Linked DNA regions of Homo sapiens: region 1 is linked to region 2. A link is a contact called in ENCODE Hi-C or POLR2A ChIA-PET data. All regions are on one chromosome and are shown on one strand. The core of a region is the stretch at or near the end of the contact, and the rest is flanking DNA. Distances in the headings are between cores, read along the strand shown. Region 1 overlaps PIP5K1B (phosphatidylinositol-4-phosphate 5-kinase type 1 beta). Region 2 overlaps TMEM252-DT (TMEM252 divergent transcript).

Region 1 (2,700 bases), core at 129-2,628, 280 kb after region 2:
AATAAGAATGATGTTCGCAATTCAGAGCTTTTTGTCTGCCTAAGGGGATTCTGTTGTTCTAGTCCTGCACCCTGACAGATGTGGTCTCTCGTCTCAGCCAGATGTGGTAGTAACTACAGGATTAATTTGCATGTGTAAAATGCATATTGACTAACAGAAACAACTGCAACCAAAGTAAGTTATTGAAATGGCAGACTGCATCAGTTATGTGTACTAGCTGAGCAAGGAGACTGAAAGAAAGCAATCATTTTCCAAGGCCATAAGTGCCTGCCTTCTAGAATTCTCCAACGATGACTAAACCATGGGCATATTTCATTTTTGTAAAGGAAATTAACACATATTAAATATTTTTTGAAAAGTTCTTTCTTGCAAATCGATCTAACTGTCCAATAATCAGTTAAATTATCCTATATCAGTATGGTGAAATACAATAAGGCTATTAAAAACCACGCTAGCATTGAATATAAGGAAATGTTTGTCATTTAGCAAGTAAAAAAATCAGGTTATAAAACATGATAAATAATACCTTTTCTTGACTAATAAATACATACACACACACACATACTAGAAAAGCATACCAGATATTAAGTAGTTATCTTTGCATCCTAGGAATAACTGTTTAATTATATTTTTTCTTTGTGTTTTTCTGTATTTTATTTTTAAAAGTAAACATACATTACTCTTTTGATCAGAAAAAAGTATTGCATTTTTTAAAAGGAATATTTTATAATGGTCTAAAAATTCTTGCTCATAGTTTTAAAGTAGGAATAAGTTTTAAATTGGATTCTTCCCATCCAACTCTTCACGGTTAGCAGCTACGATATTATTCTCCTTTGTAGGGAAGTATTAATACATCATTCTGGATTCCCAGGATGACCTTAACTGATGGCCAAAAAACAAAAACAAAAAGGAACAAACAAAAAAAAAAGATGAATGGGAGATAGCCCAGAATTCTTAAAAATTGTCAATTTTTATTTTCAGTCTATTTATTAGAAATGATTTTTTAACTTCCTATTCTTATAATATGTAATCAAATATTTTCTCTTTTGCTCCATCAACAGAATGGGAGGCATTCCAGCTAAAAGCCATAGGGGAGAAAAACTACTTTTATTTATGGGCATTATTGACATTCTGCAATCATATAGGTAAGAAGTTTGAGGAGTGGTCTTTTATTATTTCAAAATCAATCTACAAAAGGTTCTGAAAAATCACCAAATGAGAGTGATTTTACATTCTCATTTCAATTTTTCCATTTATATTTAGGTTAATGAAGAAGTTAGAACATTCCTGGAAAGCTCTTGTTTATGATGGGGTAAGTGACTTATTTTCCTTATTATACTGTATATATTTCTGCTTTCTCAGAGACTTCAGAGTATGTGCAGGAAACTGTGTTGCTAGACTCTAAGAGGAAATGAAACAACGGTCTTTATAAACTCAGAATCTTAGGTTAGTAGATCAGTTCAAATCTAAGAATAAGGACAACATAAATTTGAATAGCTCTTCAAATACATGACATCCAGCCTAGCGGCCAGAAAAACAAAATGATATCTGTGTCTATGTGAAATCCAAAGGACCTAACTTTGAGAGAGGTCTTTTTTTGTAGGGATGATCAGTAGGGCATTTGAAATGAAGTTCTCACACAACCAAGCTACAGTAAGTGTGAGTCCTGACTCTGATGGTGAACAGCCTGGATTTGAACTCTGCATTCACTGCTGAACTAGCCATGTGACCAGGCACAATGCTGGTTATTTGGCCTCTTACCCTTGTTTCTCACCTGTACCAGGGGGATAGTAATGACACCTGCTTGGTGTGAACATGGGACAAAAAAATGCATTTCAGTGTTCAACACAATGCCTAACAAATACACAGAGAAAGTGAAAACTTTTTAATTGGTATGGATTTCTACATCAACATTTATACATGCTGGCTGCCTGAGGTTGTCTTTTTTTTTTTTTTTTTTTTTTTTTTGAGATGGAGTCTTGCTCTGTCACCCAGGCTGGAGTGCAGTGGTGCAATCTCAGCTCACTGCAACCTCTGCCTCCCAGGGTCAAGCAATTCTCTTACCTCACCCTCCTGAGTAGCTGGGACAACAGGTGCGTGCCACGACGCCTGGCTAATTTTTGTACTTTTAGTAGAGACAGGATTTCGCCATGTTGGCCAGGCTGGTCTCGAACTCCTGACCTCAGGTGATCCACCTGCCTTGGCCTCCCAAAGTGCAGGGATTACAGATGTGAGCCACTGCGCCCAGCCAAGAATGTCTTAATTGATGTAACTGAAGAAAAAAATCAGTTAACAAAGAGCAGTTTCTCCCATCTTTCTCTCTCCTTCTTTCTCCCATTCCGTCTCTGTCTCTCTGTCTCTCTCTCTCACACACATACACACACATACACACACACACACACACACACACACACGCAGTCCCATCTAGACATTAGATTTCTACTTCCTGCTACTAACAACATTTATTGGCCTAAGTTAATAACTTGAAGTAGCAATTCCAAAGAATATTTTGGTCAAGGATTTGGTCACACATTTCCTTTTAAGATGTTAGCAGATACTTTCTTTTGAAAGAGAATAAATTATAGATGATCTTCTTCTTCTTTCTTGGAAAGGAGCCCATAATTTCTCAGTTCTGTGGAAGACTGTTAATAACCTTTCAGCATGAAAGATCTACATTTTGTCCACCGCTAAGGACTGACT
Region 2 (2,957 bases), core at 182-2,681:
TGGTGGGTAGGGGGAGGCCTGTGAGCCAGGAGTGCTGATTGGTCAGAGATGAAAGCAAGGGAGTCAAAGCTGTCTTCTTGTACTGAGTCAGTTCCTGGGTGGGGGCCACAAGATCAGATGAGCCAGTTTATCGATCTGGGTGGTGCCAGATGATCCATTAAGTGCAGGGGCTGCAAAATATCTCAAGCACTAATCTTAGGAGAAGTTTAGGGAGGGTCAGAATTTTATAGCCTCCAGCTGCATGACTTCTAAATCATAATTTTTAACCTTGTGGCTAATTTCTCAGTCCTACAAAGGCAGTCTAGTCCCCAGGCAAAAAGGAGGTTTGTTTTGGGAAAGGGCTGTCATCATCTTTGTTTTAAACTATAAACTGTTTCTCCCAAAGTTAGTTCGGCCTATGCCCAGGAATGAACAAGGACAGCTTGGAGGTTAGAAGCGAGATGGAGTTGGTTAGGTCAGATCTCTTTCACCGTCTCAGTTACAATTTTGCAATGGCTGTTCAATCATTCTAAATCTCAGTTTCCTCAGCAGAAAATAAAGAGATGATAATAGTACCAACCTTATAGGATTACTGTAAATTCTATAAGGTAATTATAGAATTCTATAAGGTAATTATAGAGAGGTAATTCCTATAAGGAGCTTAGCCCAATGGCTGGAAAATATATGTAGGCCATTGTTAATATGCATATATAGTTATAATTACGGTGTAGTTCTGTTTTTCTTCTACCAACCCTATCTTCAAATATACTTGCTGTCAGTTAAAGTTCAATATCTTATAAAGAGATTTTAAGGCTTGGGAAAGATTAGTGAAATCAAGAAACTGGGAGTTGCTAAAAAGTTAGTTATAAGGCAAGAAGCCAGAAACATCACCCTCCCTGGATTCAGGCTGTTCCCCAATAATCTAAAGTGAGAAACATAAATAGGGCAAAGATAATCTACTTCATAAGATTATGAATAAATGACATGCAAGGATTTTTTTTATTCTATAGCTCCTGTCACAGCATTGAGAAAGCAAACTTTTCATGAGGCAGTCACTGTCATTTGCTCTTTATTGCCTTAAATTTCCAGGCCGTGGAACCCCAAAGTCAACCCCCAAGCATCCCCAGAAGAAAAGTACACTTTGAATAATTACAGTCCTTTAACTTTCCTGATTCAACCTTCAAAGGCCACGAATTGCTTCTAACGAAGAAGCTGAAGTGAAAGAAGAAGGAACGTCAACAAAAATGTCTGTTTGTGTTATCTCTTTACTTTCACGGTTTATAGGTTTGGGGGAAAGTTTTTATTTTCGGTGGAATAGAAGAAGGGAAGAAGAGAGACTAAAAAGCATTTCTTAGATTTCCAGAAGCAGTAATGGAAAATCCCGACCCTAGAGTCTTGCTTTCTTCCTAGAAATAGAATGCTCCTGAAGTTCCCAGGAGAGCCCTTGGCAGACAGATGTCAATCATTCCATCCCTTGTTTTGCTGGGTGGAGTCACTGGAGCTTAAAGAAGGGGAAGTAAACTCAAGCACACATCCTGGTGACCTCTAGCCACGGGTCAAATTTCACTGATGTCAATTAAAAATGACCAAAGACCCGCCCCTGTGAAAACCCTGTGGGCAGCCATTTTGTCTCAGGGAAACTGCCCAGATCTGATGTAAAGTATTTCCGGACGTCTCTTCGTTGTATATGGCATTTCCCTGAAATAAGCAACTCTCTGAAAAATATCATAGCGCAGATCAAAATGAAGTACTCTGTGGTGAAGTAGAAGTACACAGTCAACAAAGAAACTTGCCCTCAGGCTGCACAGTAAAACGTTGGAAATCCCAGAGCAGCAACTTGGAAATCCCACCTGCTACATATTTGCCTGAGTACTTTAAGGTTCTATGGACAATTGTCTCTCTGCGTAGATTAACCTTAAATAAACTTGTTGCGTTTTGAGGTGGTATTTCTTGTTTCATTTCTCTTGCTTTTCTCCCCTATTTTATAATAAGTTTCATTCACACTGTGATACTTTAAGAAGAGATAACCTTCTACTAAGGGATGTTGCTGTGATAACCTCCAAGCCACAAACACAGGTTTTAATCTTACCTCAGGGAAGTCCTGCCTCCCTTGCAGACTAGTTTATGTCTGAGTGGATTTGCCTATCAGCGTCTTTTCTGATGAGGCATGTAGCCCAGCACGGCAGCAAAGAATCCTGCAGTAGGCAGATAAAGCTTTCTAAAAATGTTTTAATTTTACTTTAAATTGACAAATAATAATTGTATATACTTATGTGGTACAATGTGATGTTTCAATACATGCATACATTGTGGAATGATCAAATCAGGCTAATTAACCATACACATTACCTTACATACTCATTTTTTTGTGATGAGAACATTTAAAATCTAGTCTTTCAGCAATTTTGAAATATACAATCCATTATTGTTCTAGTCACTACACTGTGCAATAGATCACCAGAACTTATGCCTCAGATAAAGCTTTGAATCCTGTGAATCCTGTTACCACAGAATAGCAAGTGACCTCAGACCAGTTACTTAACCCCTCTAAAGCTCAATTTCCTCATCTCTACTATTGAGACTATAATAGCATCTACTTCACAGGGATGTTGGAAGGATTACGTGCTCTCAAGAAGGCTTAGTAAATCCTAACTCCTACTACATTATTTTATTGAGGTCTCATCGAATTAGATACCCGAGAGAGAGAAAATGAAAGGGAAGTGCTTAACATTTGTGACAACCTTAACGTGATCTGCACATTTCCTAAAAATTATACACTTGTATGACTTCATTTCCCCCAAGATAGTATATTAGTACTTTGGAAAGTGTGAGATGAAAAATTGTTATCCTGAACTGCAATATCCTACTTTCTGACTTCAAATCCTTATCTCTCCTGCACTTCTCACTATACCATCGCTTAGACCTCATTAGGGTCACCTCACGGCCTGTGCTTATCCTCCCACCTTTCCCATATCCTC

Evidence for each region. A loop is a pair of places that touch in the nucleus more often than their neighbours do. ChIA-PET counts read pairs that join two places held with the same protein, here RNA polymerase II (POLR2A). Pooled maps may share reads with other maps.
Region 1: a loop to region 2 is called in a pooled map, with 4 times the contacts of the local background. The contact joins two enhancer-like sites. A Hi-C loop is called at or near these places in 6 of 37 single-sample maps with no recorded cell type and 7 of 50 pooled maps. POLR2A ChIA-PET finds 5 or more read pairs at or near these places in 2 of 52 experiments (activated T-cell and activated naive CD4-positive, alpha-beta T cell).

What each region holds. Positions count from the first base shown.
Region 1 is chr9:68,918,418-68,921,117 of GRCh38, forward strand. PIP5K1B (phosphatidylinositol-4-phosphate 5-kinase type 1 beta) reads left to right here. Exons shown (of 16, transcript NM_003558.4): 10 at 1,062-1,145; 11 at 1,264-1,312. Among named protein-coding and RNA genes, the nearest start is that of PRKACG, 94 kb to the right of the region's middle. Within about 2 kb of position 1,379, at least 2 of the 41 ENCODE cell types and tissues checked have a DNase peak (open chromatin) inside an H3K27ac peak, as active enhancers do.
Region 2 is chr9:68,642,525-68,645,481 of GRCh38, forward strand. It overlaps TMEM252-DT (TMEM252 divergent transcript), which reads left to right. Exons shown (of 5, transcript NR_187592.1): 5 at 1,069-1,926. Among named protein-coding and RNA genes, the nearest start is that of PIP5K1B, 61 kb to the right of the region's middle. RefSeq lists an enhancer at 1,386-1,465. Within about 2 kb of position 1,432, at least 3 of the 41 ENCODE cell types and tissues checked have a DNase peak (open chromatin) inside an H3K27ac peak, as active enhancers do.